3 separate regions of the Homo sapiens genome follow, and regions 1 and 2 are each linked to region 3. Evidence: chromatin contacts called from ENCODE Hi-C data. All regions are on one chromosome and are shown on one strand. Each heading gives the region's core, a stretch centred on a gene start or an enhancer-like site at or near the end of the contact. The rest is flanking DNA. Distances are from core to core; before and after follow the strand shown. Region 1 holds the start of PAIP2B (poly(A) binding protein interacting protein 2B). Region 2 holds the start of MPHOSPH10 (M-phase phosphoprotein 10). Region 3 holds the start of MRPL19 (mitochondrial ribosomal protein L19).

Region 1 (3,922 bases), core at 871-3,370, 4.4 Mb after region 3:
TTTCTTGCAGGCGTCATTTAAATTATGTAATCAAATAAAGCTTTAAACCAGAGTTGGCAGCCCTAAATGGATGTACACCTAATACACAACTTCAAAATACATGGAGCAATGTGAATAGTGATCCTGGAGTTGTGCACTGTAGTGGCTCTGCTTATTAGCCCCTTCCCACTCTTCACTTCTTCACATTATTCACATCTCTGTTCAGTGCTGTTTCCTCAAACAGCTCTTAAACTAACCATCCTACTTAAAATAGCCATTTCCCCAACCATCCCATGACTCTGCTTTATTTTCCTTTGTAGCATTTATTCACAACATACCATTTTATTATTTATTGGTTACTTTTCTGTTGTCAGTCTCCTTCACTACAGTATAAACACCATGGGTGCATCTTCACTGTCTTATTCATATCATATACCCAGTTCCATGATCAGAGCCTAGAACATTCATAGTAGATGCTAAATAATACTTGTTGAATGAATTTATTTATTTACTTATATCATTTAATATGAAGTATGTATTAGTCCATTCTCACATTGCTATAAAGAACTACCTGAGACTGAGTAATTTATAAAGAAAAGAGGTTTAATTGACTCACCGTTCCTCAGGCTGTACAGGAGGCATGGCTGGTGAGGCCTCAGGAAACTTACAATCAGGGCAAAGGGGAAGCAAGCACGTTTTCACATGGTAGCAAGAGGGAGAGAGAGCTAAGGGGGAAGGACACACACTTTTTTTACCATCAGACCTTGTGAGAACTCACTCACTATCACGAGAACAGCAAGGGGGAAATCTGCCCCCATGATCCAATCGCCTCCCACCAAGTCCCTCCCCCAACATTGGGAATTATAATTCAAAATGAGATTTGGGTGGGGACACAGAGCCAAACCATATCAAAGTATACAGCTAATATTTATAATTGTTATTTGAGTTTATCTTTTTCATTTTTATATTTTTTCCATTCATTCTGCAATTCCCTAACTTTGTGTCATGTATACAGTCAGCTTGAGAGGTGGGGGGGAGAGAAAAATGTATAAAGTAAGAGCTCCACAAAGAAATCCCTACTTCCTGTGGAATACAATTCGAAGTCCTTTGCAAGCAGATTGGACATTCTAAATCCAAGGGAGGCAATAAAGTTTTATTTTAATTTGTATTTATTGATGTATTTTTTTTTGAGTCGCAACCTCACTCTATTGCCCAGATTGGAGTGCAGTGGTGCGATCTTGGCTCACTGCAACCTCTGCCTCCCGGGTTCAAGTGATTCTCCTGCCTCAGCCTCCCGAGTAGCTGGGACTACAGGAGCCCGCCACCACGCCCAGCTAATTTTTGCATTTTTAGTAGAGACGGGGTTTCACCATACTGGCGAGGCTGGTCTAGAACTCCTGACCTTGTGATCCGCCCGTCTCGGCCTCCCAGAGTGGTGGGATTACAGGCGTGAGCCACCGCGCCCGGCCAAGTTTTATTTTTTTAAAGCACTCAAGAAGTTAGGTTTGTTTCTAGAAACGTGGAAGCATCCGTCTGCTTCCTTCCAGCGTCCCTTTGCTTCCTTCCAGCCTCCCAAGGAGCCCAATTCCTTAATTTTCCCTACAGAGAATAGCACCAGGTCCAAAGCAGCCTGAATCAAAGCTCCTCCTTTGGTAATTGACAGCTGAGGGAAATCCTACTGAGGCCCACCCCCACCCTCCTCCTTGCTAGGCTGACAGGCAAAACTCGGTGGCAGTGGCTTCCAGCTCAGCCAATAGACGAAGCGGGAGCAAGAGCCTGTGTAAACAAACCCAGAGTGCGGCGCCTTGGTCTCCTCCCCCACGAGTGGGCCGGGCGCATCCTTGGCCCAATGCCTATCCCAGGCTAGCGTAGCGTCCTTTCAGCCAATCAGAGCCGGCATCTCCCTCAAGGAGGTGTTCCACCACAGGAAAAAAAAAATGAAGGAAGAGAAAAGACAGACATTAAAACCAATCAGAAGCTGAAACTTCTGAGGGAGTGGGCGGGCACTGCTTCACATTTAGACCAATAAAAACCACATATGCCATTCTAGGTGACCGAACGGCATCTTCTTTGGCCCAATAGACGAATGGGGCGGTGCCCGGCAACCAATGGCTTGGGTTCGGGGGCGGGGCGAGGAGGCAGTGTGCAGTAAGAGATAACCTGGCAAGTGGTAGTGGCGCTTCTCGGGTGCTGTGCTTCACGTTTTGGTACTAAAGGCCGAGACTGTTGTGGCGACGGCGACCTCTACGGCAACGGCTTAAGCTCTCGGAGGAGTGGCAGAGTACGATCTGAAGGAGGGGCTTCTGGTTAGCCCAGGTGGGCTCGGGTGCCCGGGCTGCTGGGGAAAGGACTCGAGGGAAACGCCGTTCTCCCGGCTCTGGGGGCGCCCTGCGCCTCCCTTTCTGCCGCCGTCGGGGCTGTGAAGGGCGGCACGCGCCTGCCCGAGCTCCTGTAGGGAGGGAAAGCGCGCGGGGTCCCACGTCGCGGCCATCGGCGAAAAGGGGCGTCCGCTGGGGTCAGCCCCTGCCCCTCGGGAGCAATAGGGGGTTTTCGTCCCTTTCCCCCCCGCACAGGTGCTCTGTTTCCCCCCGACTCCCACCCAAGTTCCTGACTCCCCTCAGCGTCCTCCTAACACTCGAACCGAATTCTTGGCCTGAGTCCCATTTCTACCCAGGTGCAACAATGCTAGGCAAATTGACCCGCGCGGCATCCCCCGCCCCTCTCCCCGGGCTGGAGCGGGAGGGATTGCGCGTCGTGCCCTTCCCCTATTCGCGGCCCCTGCGCGTCCTCTGCCTTTTTATACTTGCTCCATCTCCCCCTTGACTCCAGCCCTCATTCTTCATGCCTCATTTGCCTGGGAGACGTTCGCCACTTCTCTTGTGCCTTGCGGTCCGTGAGTGAGCCCATCACCCCCTACCAACCCCTAAATTCCATTCTCATCTCTCCAGAAAACTAACATTTTCCACTTGCCTCTTCCAGGCAGCTGGAAGGTGAACTGAGAGAGGCAGAATACGCAGAACAGGGAGTTTGGCAAGGTTGGGAACTTTAATGTTTTGTTCCTGGTAGACTGTTTTTGCCTTCAAATGGCATTTGACCATTATACCCGCTCTAGAATCTTTGTCCTAATGCAGTTCTTTTGGTGGTAATTGCTGAAAATGCAGTTGAAAAGGGCTAACTAGAAGCAAGGGATTTAAATTTTGTTACTATTATTTTCAGTAAATTGAATTGGATTATACTTTAAACAGCTTAACTGGGGTTTCTGGGAGTTTGTAGTGTAAGGGCCTGGCTACCCTACTTTGTCATAAAATATAGAACATACTTAGTTGTACAGCACAGTGTGATTCGATCACACCCAACCTATGAAGGGATAATAACAGCATTGAATCTGTCCAAAAACAACATTCCCTGTTCCCTTTTCACCTTCATAGTATATTCGTTTGGTTTCTAGTAATGTCGGTTCTAGCCATATGTTTTTTGATAACAGTACAAACTATGCTGTGCCTAAGTAAAATTATGCCAACAATTTTATGGGGAAAAGCTAATGCACTGCTCTTAGCTTTGATTAAGATTTTAGACGTTTGAAAATATAAATTCAGATATTGGACAGTGAGGGTTTTATTTTGAAGGTTGGAGGAGATTGAAGTGTTGGGGTAAGACTGATAGGCTCCTCTGGCTACTTGTATATCGGGGTGGGGAGAATATACAGGTTTACAAAATCTTGTAAATTCTCACAGTGCTTAGTTTCCTGACTTTTCAAAAATTGGAATTGTTTTTCCTAGCTTTCAGTGGAGAAATGTAAGCTATGAGTTTAACATCATGTTCACTGTGTTTTGGCCAGGATTTTGCAAGCTTTTGTGGAAAAAATTATATTGCTTTCTTTATCCTGTTTGTAATGTATGTATCAGTATGCTTCCTTGTATTTTACTGTGGTAAAATTGTATCT
Region 2 (3,878 bases), core at 924-3,423, 4.5 Mb after region 3:
AATAAAATTTGAATGAAGTATAAGTATAGATTCTGGCCCCCAACAACATATAAGCTGATGAGCTACACTGATATATAAAACCTGTCAACCAAGTATCTGTGAATCGGCTGTATAGATTTTAGGCAGGAAAACCATTATAAATCTATTTGCTTGGAGATATATAGTGAATTAACCTTAAATTATCAATTCTGCTACATTATATACCACTCCATTCATTTGTTCACTTATTCATTCAATGATCAACATTTGCTTTGGCTACAGTGGTCAAGGAAAACCTCTCTTAGATGTCACATCTGAGAGGAAACCTACAGATAAGGAGATAGTCTTATAAAGGTTGGGAAACATGTATTCCAGGCAGAAGAAATCCTCTAAGATGCAAATCCTCTAGAGGTGAGCTTGAGGAAACAAACAGGTGACCATGGCTAGAGTGTGAAGGAGGCAGAGGGTGAAGCTGGAGAGACTGATGGGAGCCAAATTATGCATGGTTCAGGAGTAAGAATTTGTCATTTAAAGTGTAAAGAGAAAACATTTTAAGCAGAGGGATGAAATGATGATTTACACGAAGGAAGGAGAAAGGGACGAGGGAGGAGGAGGAAAGTACAGTGATTAGAAGGTTGATGCAGCATTCCAGCGAAAGGATAATGGTGATTTAGACTGGAGTTAGAGCAGTGAATATGCTGAGTATAGTTTGGAGGTAGAACTGACAGGATTGCTAAAGAATTAGATATAGAATAGAGAAAAATGAAGACATTAAAGTAGCAGCCTAGTTTTATGTTTGAGTACCTGAAAAGACAGAAGTGCCATTTACTGAGATAGGGAAGGCTTGGGTGGTGGTGTCAGGCCTCTGAGCTGAAGCTCAGCCATTGTAACCCCTGTGACCTGCACATATATGTCCAGATGGCCTGCAGGAGCCAAGAAGTCTGGGGCAGCCGAAAAACCACAAAAGAAATAAAACAGCCAGTTCCTGCCTTAATTGATTAATCAACATTACAACATTCCTCCATTGTGACTTGTCCCTGCCCTACCTTAACTGATCAATCGACCTTGTGACATTCTTCTTCTGGACAATAAGTCTTATGATCTCCCCACCATGTACCTTGTGACCCCGTCCTCCTCTGCTAATAGATAACCACCTTTTACTGTAATTTTCCATTACCTACCCAACTCCTATAAAGCAACCCCTTCCCCATCACCATTAGTTGACTCTCTTTTCGGACTCAGCCCACTTGCACCCAAGTGAATAAACAGCCTTGTGGCTCACACAAAGCCTGTTTTAGTGGTCTCTTCACACAGACGCGCTTGACAGGTGTAGCATGGGAAAAGGACTTCAGGGGATGGCAGAGTATAGGTGGGTAGAAACAACAATTCTATTAAACAGACACAACAGCTCTATTTTGGACGCAGTGAATTTGAGATGCTTGACAGTACCAAAATTTTAAAAATCGTTAAAAGTTGTACAGTGTGGATATCCCAGTTGTGTGCTACGGAATTCAAACTAAGCTCAGTCTGTAGTTGCTGTGAGCTGGGAACTCAGGGAAAGGTTGGGGTTTGAAACATAAATGAGTAATAATTTCATAGATCACATTTTAAATTCTTCAACAAAATACATATAAAACGCTTGTGTTGGGAAGAGACATGGAAGTTCTATTTCTGAAGAAGCTTAGTCATGGGGGGTGGACAGACAAGTGACAAGTTCGTACTTTCAATAAAGTATGCTAAGCGCTAAGTGCTTTGAGAGCACATAGGAGGAAGGAGAAACCAACAGTCTGTGTGTAGAGGGATGGGGGCGTAAGAAGCCCAAGGGAAGCTTCTAGGTGTTAACAATTGAGGTTAGAGTGATTTCAGTAACACTCAACTGAGAGATCCATCTATACAAATTTTAACAGTTTTTAAAATTTTGATAGCCTAGGAAAGCATAAACTCTGAAATTTGGGGAAAAGCGATTTTACGTTTCCCCTTACCTTCCCCCAGCTCCACAATTTGCCGGAGGCCTGCAACCCGCGTCCACGTGAGACCCCGGTCGCACCCCGAGCCCGGGATCTGCGCACTTACGTGAGGAAGCACTCGGGCCGACCCGTGGCTTTGCCGACTTCCGTCAGACACCGCTCCAGGGTCCGTCGACGCCAGACCTGCGGCGCCATGGCTGTCAGCAACTCCCGACACAATGCAGCATGCAAGGGAAGGGAGCCGCCCGGAAACCGCGCGGCAAAGATGCGCCCAGCGCAACTTGGATTTCAGAGCCGAAAGTTCCGCGGCGCACAGGTTCCGGACTCGCCCTCAGCCAGAGCCAATGGCAGCGCGAGCGCTTTCGCAGGAGGGTGGGAAACAAAAATCTCCATGGTCAGCCCAAACGCCTTTCAACTCTCTCCAAACTTCGTTTTGTATTTTTCAGGGGCCCACAAAGGGTGACCCGTCCTGGCCTTACGTTTCTGTTTTAGCTAAAGTAGGCCCGTTGTAGCAGGAAAGCAGCGACCTTCGCCACGCCCCTGACCTTTCTGTCCCCGCCCCCTCTGCCTCCCGCCCCGCCCTCTGCCGCGCGTCTCTCAACCTCCGTGGCTAGTCTTGACGTGGCGGGTTGCTTTCCAAAATGGCGCGGGTGCTGAAGGCTGCAGCCGCGAATGCCGTAGGTGAATACCGGGCACCGGCGACCTTCGCCATGGGACAGGGAGCGTGGGAACGGCGGTCGGGGGCGGAGGAGGCCTCGGCGTGGCCAAAGCACCTTGATCTAATGTCCTCCCCCGGGGGCGCGTTCCACAGCAGCTGCTGTCACTTAGGCAGAGGGTGCCTTCCAGAAGCGCCACCGCTTAGTAGCGGGGATTGCCTTGTGCATGAGTCCCATTTCCATCCGAGAGCTGTGCGCCTTGGGCTCTGCACCTTCCAGTATGTGGGCGGGAGAGTCGAGGGAACTTGCCCGGCAGGTCAGGCAGGGCAGGGACAGAAGTAAATAGAAGCGGATCGGTAAGTTATTTTACCGCGCACCAATAAAGAGACTGGGGAGAAACCAGAAAGGAGAGCACGTTCCGTAAAAACAACAACTACTAGTCGGCCGAACTCCAAGCGTGACCAGCTTTCTGTTGGGAACACTCAAAGGTCAGTGGTGTAAAGAATACAAAAGGAGTGGTTTTTCCACGTGCACTAATATATTTATCGCGTACACAGATAAAAGCATGTGGATTTGGAAACTTTCTTGAGTTCTCTCCCCCTTCATTTTTTTTAAAATATGTACATAGAATCAGTTATGACAGAAATAACTGTAATAATTGTCACGTTTTCTGACTCACTTTCTCCTCTTTTTATCCTTTTTTTTTTTCTCTTCCTCCTTTTATGAGAGGGCAAGTATTTCCCTTAATCTGAGATTCCCTATTAGGAAGAAGGTGCCAAGTGGTAATGCCCCAGAGTTACTCCGGGACATTCGTGATAAATCCTTCTAGCACCAGAGCCCACATTCTTAACCGTAAGGCATACCTTCCTCTTAGGTGATACACAAGATAGGAACGTAAAACTATAAATAAATGAATATTTGGGAAAAGGCATTTTTATGTCTATTTTTAGAACTGCACACTTTAATGATTGACAGTTTGGGAAAAAGTATGACTTCCAACAGGTCATATACATACTGCAAGAACTCAATACAGATAAAGGTGCATGTTTGTTTTGTACTTACATACACATCTTGGCATAAAGGAAAAATGAAGACAGTGTATTCCAAAGATTGCCTTTGATTTGTCCTATTAAGATACTTGAAGCTTAATGTCTCCACTTGTGTGTGTGTGTGTGTGGTTGAATATACATAAAGTAAAATTTACCTTTTTTTTTTTTTTTGAGACAGAGTCTCACTCTGTCGCCCAGGCTGGAGTGCAGTGGCGTTAGCTCACTGC
Region 3 (3,822 bases), core at 779-3,278:
TGCAACCTCGGCATCCTGTGTTCAAGCAATTCTTCTGCCTCAGCCTCTCGAGTAACTGGGATTATAGGCACATGCCACCACACCTGGCTAATTTTTTTTTTTTTTTGTACTTTTAGTAGAAATGGGGGTTTCGCCATGTTGGCCAGGCTGGTCTCGAACTCCTGACTTCGTGATCTGCCCTCCTCGGCCTCCCAAAGTGCTGGGATAACAGTCGTGAGCCACCGCACCCGGCCTATAGTTTTAAAACTTCATAAAAATAGCATCCTACTACATTAATGATTCTAAAGGTTTTTTTTACACACAGATTTGTGAAAATCTTCCATGTTTAAAAGTGAGCTCTAATTCACTCATTTTTCACTGCTATACAATATTCTGTCATATGAATGTATTTGCCTGTTCACCTACTGATGGATATCTAGGCTGCCTCTAAATTTTGTTACAAAAAATACTGTTACATTCATTCTCGTGCTTGTCTCCTTGTACATACACGTTAGGAGTTTAAGTTGTGTGCTTTCTGAGTGAGAAGGTATACACAACTTAAACTTAGTAAATTCTGTCAAATTGTTCTCTAGAGCATATAATTTACATTCCTATTTAAGTGAATTCTATTAAATGCCACTGTTTAAAAGAGATATTCCATTTCTACCCTCAAAAGCAAAGTTTTATGAAGAAATATTTTCTGAATCTCTTAGTTCTCTAACTCCAAGTTTACTTCTATTTAAATCCGTGGAATATTTTAAATGTTAAAAAAAGAAAAGAAAAAAAAAAGCCAGGCGTGGTACCAGTAGTTCCAGCTACTCTGGAGCCTGAGGCGGGAGGATCACTTGAGCCCAGAAATTTGAGGCTGCAGTGAGCTAAAATCACCACTGCACTCCAGCCTGGGAGACTGAGAGAGACTCTGTCTAAAAAAAATTTAAAAAATAAAAAAATTAAAAATCCCAGAAGTAATCCAATCAATAATCTACAGCCCTTTCAAAAAGCCTATAATCATATCAGGTTTTTCCTCTGAAAACTGGCTTTTTAAAAAGGTTGCTACATAGCTCTCTTTTCAGACCTTAAGTCCTTTAAATTTACATGTACCTCCAAGATTACCACCATTCATATAAGTTTTTATTCACACTATTTTGATGAGTAAGTTTCAGACACAATTTAGTGGCCAGTTTTACTGTGCTTTGTCTGCCAAAACTTCCAACCTAAACCATAGCAAATTTTTTAAGTTGGCCAATCGATTCCTATCCAGGGTTAAGGGTCTTTTGAGAGAAAAGAAGAGCTCTTGGACGTAAACAGGTATAAACAGGATATACCTCAGAGAAAAACTCTGGTACAGGACAAATACCACAGAGAAAAGAGTTTAAAATATGGGGAACCCCTACTTGAAGTTCTGACTCAATAAAACTGCAAAGAAGTTCAATGCTGGCTTGGGGAGAAGTGAGAAAGAAAGAACAGTGTGGTGCGCTGGCTCTTGAATCCTACACACCTGCTCGTGCAGGGGGAGGTGCAGCCCCCACCTTAGAGCCGGGACCTCGAACGCGAACGCGCTCACGCGCGCACCGACCCCAGTTGCCGGCCTAGCGCCAGGGCAGTGCCTCACCTGCGTTCCGGTTCCACGGGGCGGTGCTTGTCCACGATGACCGGTTTCGGCGGCGGTTGGAACGCACCGGGCTCGGAAGGCCCAGTGCTCTGCTGCCGGACAGGCCCCGCGTGGACCCCTGCGGGAGCGGACGACGGAGGTCAGAACTCTCGTGCCAACCCTGAGATCCCGCAGAGCCCCGCAATCTCCCCCAACCCGGCGTCCCACGGGGGACCAACGCTGGGGTTGCCTCTGATCTCCAGGTTCGCCTCCCCCATCCTGACCCTGGGCCCCTAACGCGCCCCAGCTCGCAAGTCCGGCTCCACTTACTGCAGGCGATAGAGGCCGGCGGGGGGAGCAGAGTCCTGGCGGCTTGGAAACTCCGGCCTAGGCCCATTGCAGCCCAGTGCCCCGCTGCAATGCAGGCCGCCATGCCAGCTAGCTCACGTCAAGACTACAGCTCCCAGTAATCAGTGCGACGAGGTTGTTGCTGTCTGCCACCATATGGCGGCTGCTATGGGACAAAATGGATAAGTCTCTCCTCGCTCCTTTCCTGATGTCTTAGGAAAAGTGCACGTTTCTCTAGTTCCTCGTAATGCGCCAAGTTACACCCCTCCACAGGGGTGTTCTCCCAGCCTAGAAAGCTTTTTCCTCCCCCTATGAATCCACTCTATCTTCTCAGACAAGCTTTCGCTATGCGAAAATCCCATTGTAGGCCGTCTTTCCCACTGGGTGCCTTCGATTGGCAGCTCTGATCTCATTTGCAATTCTTTCTTGTGTAATTATTAGATTAGTATTTAAATCTGCCATTATACTATAATGAGGCAAGGGAAGGGATAAAGTCTTCTTTTTGCTCACCATGTTATCCCAGCACCTAGCACCTACCTGGGCCCTCACTAACATCTTTTGTTTTGTTGAGACAAGGTCTTCCTCTGTTACCCAGGCTGGAGTGCAGTGGCGCGATCATGGCTCTGCAGCCTCCAACTCCTGATGTCAGGAGATCCTCTCACCTCAGCCTCCCGAGTAGCCAAGACTACAGTCTCGCACCATCACGCCCAGCTAATTTTTCTAATTCTTTGCTGAATGCACAGAAAAGAGAATAGAATAGTTCCTGACAGAACTGCTGGCCCATAGTCCTTGAGACTACACAAAGCATTAACCCTTTGAGGAACCCAAATGAATTTGGGCTGGGCAACTGTGGGTATGGATAGGTGGGAGAAGTAAAGCTGGAAAAGGTAAATTGTAAGTCTTGTTAAGAAATTTGGAAAATGACTGGGCGTGGCCAGGCATGCCTGTAATCCCAGCACTGTGGGAGGCCGAGACAGGAGGGTCCCTTGAGCTCATGAGTTGGAAACCAGCCTGGGCAATATAGTGAGACCGTATCTCTAAGAAACAAACACACAGCCGGGCGCAGTGGCTCACGCCTTTAACCCCAGCATTTTGGGAGGCCGAGGCGGGCAGATCGCCTGAGGTCAGGAGTTTGAGACTAGCCTGGCCAACATAGTGAAACCCCGTTTCTACCAAAAATAAAAAAAATGATCCAGGTGTGGTGGCAGGCTCCTGTAATCCCAGCTACTTGGGAGGCTAAGGCAGGAGAATCGCTTGAACCTGGGAGACAGAGGTTGCAGTGAGCCGAGATCGCGCCATTGCAACAAGAGCGAAACTCCGTCTCAAAAAAACAGAAAAAGAAACACACACAAAAAAAGAAATTTGGAATTTGTTATTTCAGCAGTGGTTATATAAGGATTGAACACTTAGAGTAATGTGATAATTTAACTACATAATAGTCATTCCAGTTGCATTAATGTCCCAAAGCTACCTCAAATTCAGCCTATCCATACTGAGTTCATCTTTTTCAGCTCCAGACTTCCTTCCCAGTATTGGCTATCTCAAGGAATGGCTTCAGCATCCACTCTCTTGCCTAAGCCAAAAATCTCAGTGCCATTCTTGATTCCTCCCTGTCTCCTCCTGGATGAAGTTCCAAAAACTATGCCTGACACCGTCAAATATCTCAGGAATCCATATACTTTCTCATCCTCCCATCCATATTTCCAATCTAGGTCAACATATTTTCTCTCTTCAGGATCCCTGGAGATCCCTGCAACAGCCTTCTCATTAGTCTTCTTGCCTCTGGTTACCTCCAGTCCTTCACGCAGCAACCAAAAAAAGATGGCTCAGAAATGCATACCCTGTTCTTTCCTTTCCCCAGTTTAAAGCCTTACTGTTTACTTTTGACAGAAGTCAAATGCTCA

Evidence for each region. Hi-C counts contacts between places; a loop is a spot of excess contacts on that map. Pooled maps may share reads with other maps.
Region 1: a loop to region 3 is called in a pooled map, with 16 times the contacts of the local background. The contact joins the promoter of PAIP2B here to the promoter of MRPL19 in region 3. A Hi-C loop is called at or near these places in 9 of 50 pooled maps.
Region 2: a loop to region 3 is called in a pooled map, with 7 times the contacts of the local background. The contact joins the promoter of MPHOSPH10 here to the promoter of MRPL19 in region 3. A Hi-C loop is called at or near these places in 5 of 50 pooled maps.

The regions. Positions count from the first base shown.
Region 1 is chr2:71,225,301-71,229,222 of GRCh38, reverse strand. PAIP2B (poly(A) binding protein interacting protein 2B) reads left to right here and starts at 2,120. Exons shown (of 4, transcript NM_020459.1): 1 at 2,120-2,295. RefSeq lists enhancers at 1,835-1,974, 2,190-2,690.
Region 2 is chr2:71,128,929-71,132,806 of GRCh38, reverse strand. MPHOSPH10 (M-phase phosphoprotein 10) reads right to left here and starts at 2,173. Exons shown (of 11, transcript NM_005791.3): 1 at 2,053-2,173. The coding sequence starts at 2,141. It overlaps MCEE (methylmalonyl-CoA epimerase), which reads left to right and starts at 2,578. Exons shown (of 3, transcript NM_032601.4): 1 at 2,578-2,627. The coding sequence starts at 2,588. RefSeq lists enhancers at 1,976-2,025, 2,126-2,175, 2,497-3,355.
Region 3 is chr2:75,644,989-75,648,810 of GRCh38, reverse strand. It overlaps MRPL19 (mitochondrial ribosomal protein L19), which reads right to left and starts at 2,028. Exons shown (of 6, transcript NM_014763.4): 1 at 1,901-2,028; 2 at 1,592-1,709. The coding sequence starts at 2,003. RefSeq lists enhancers at 1,799-2,098, 1,934-2,228.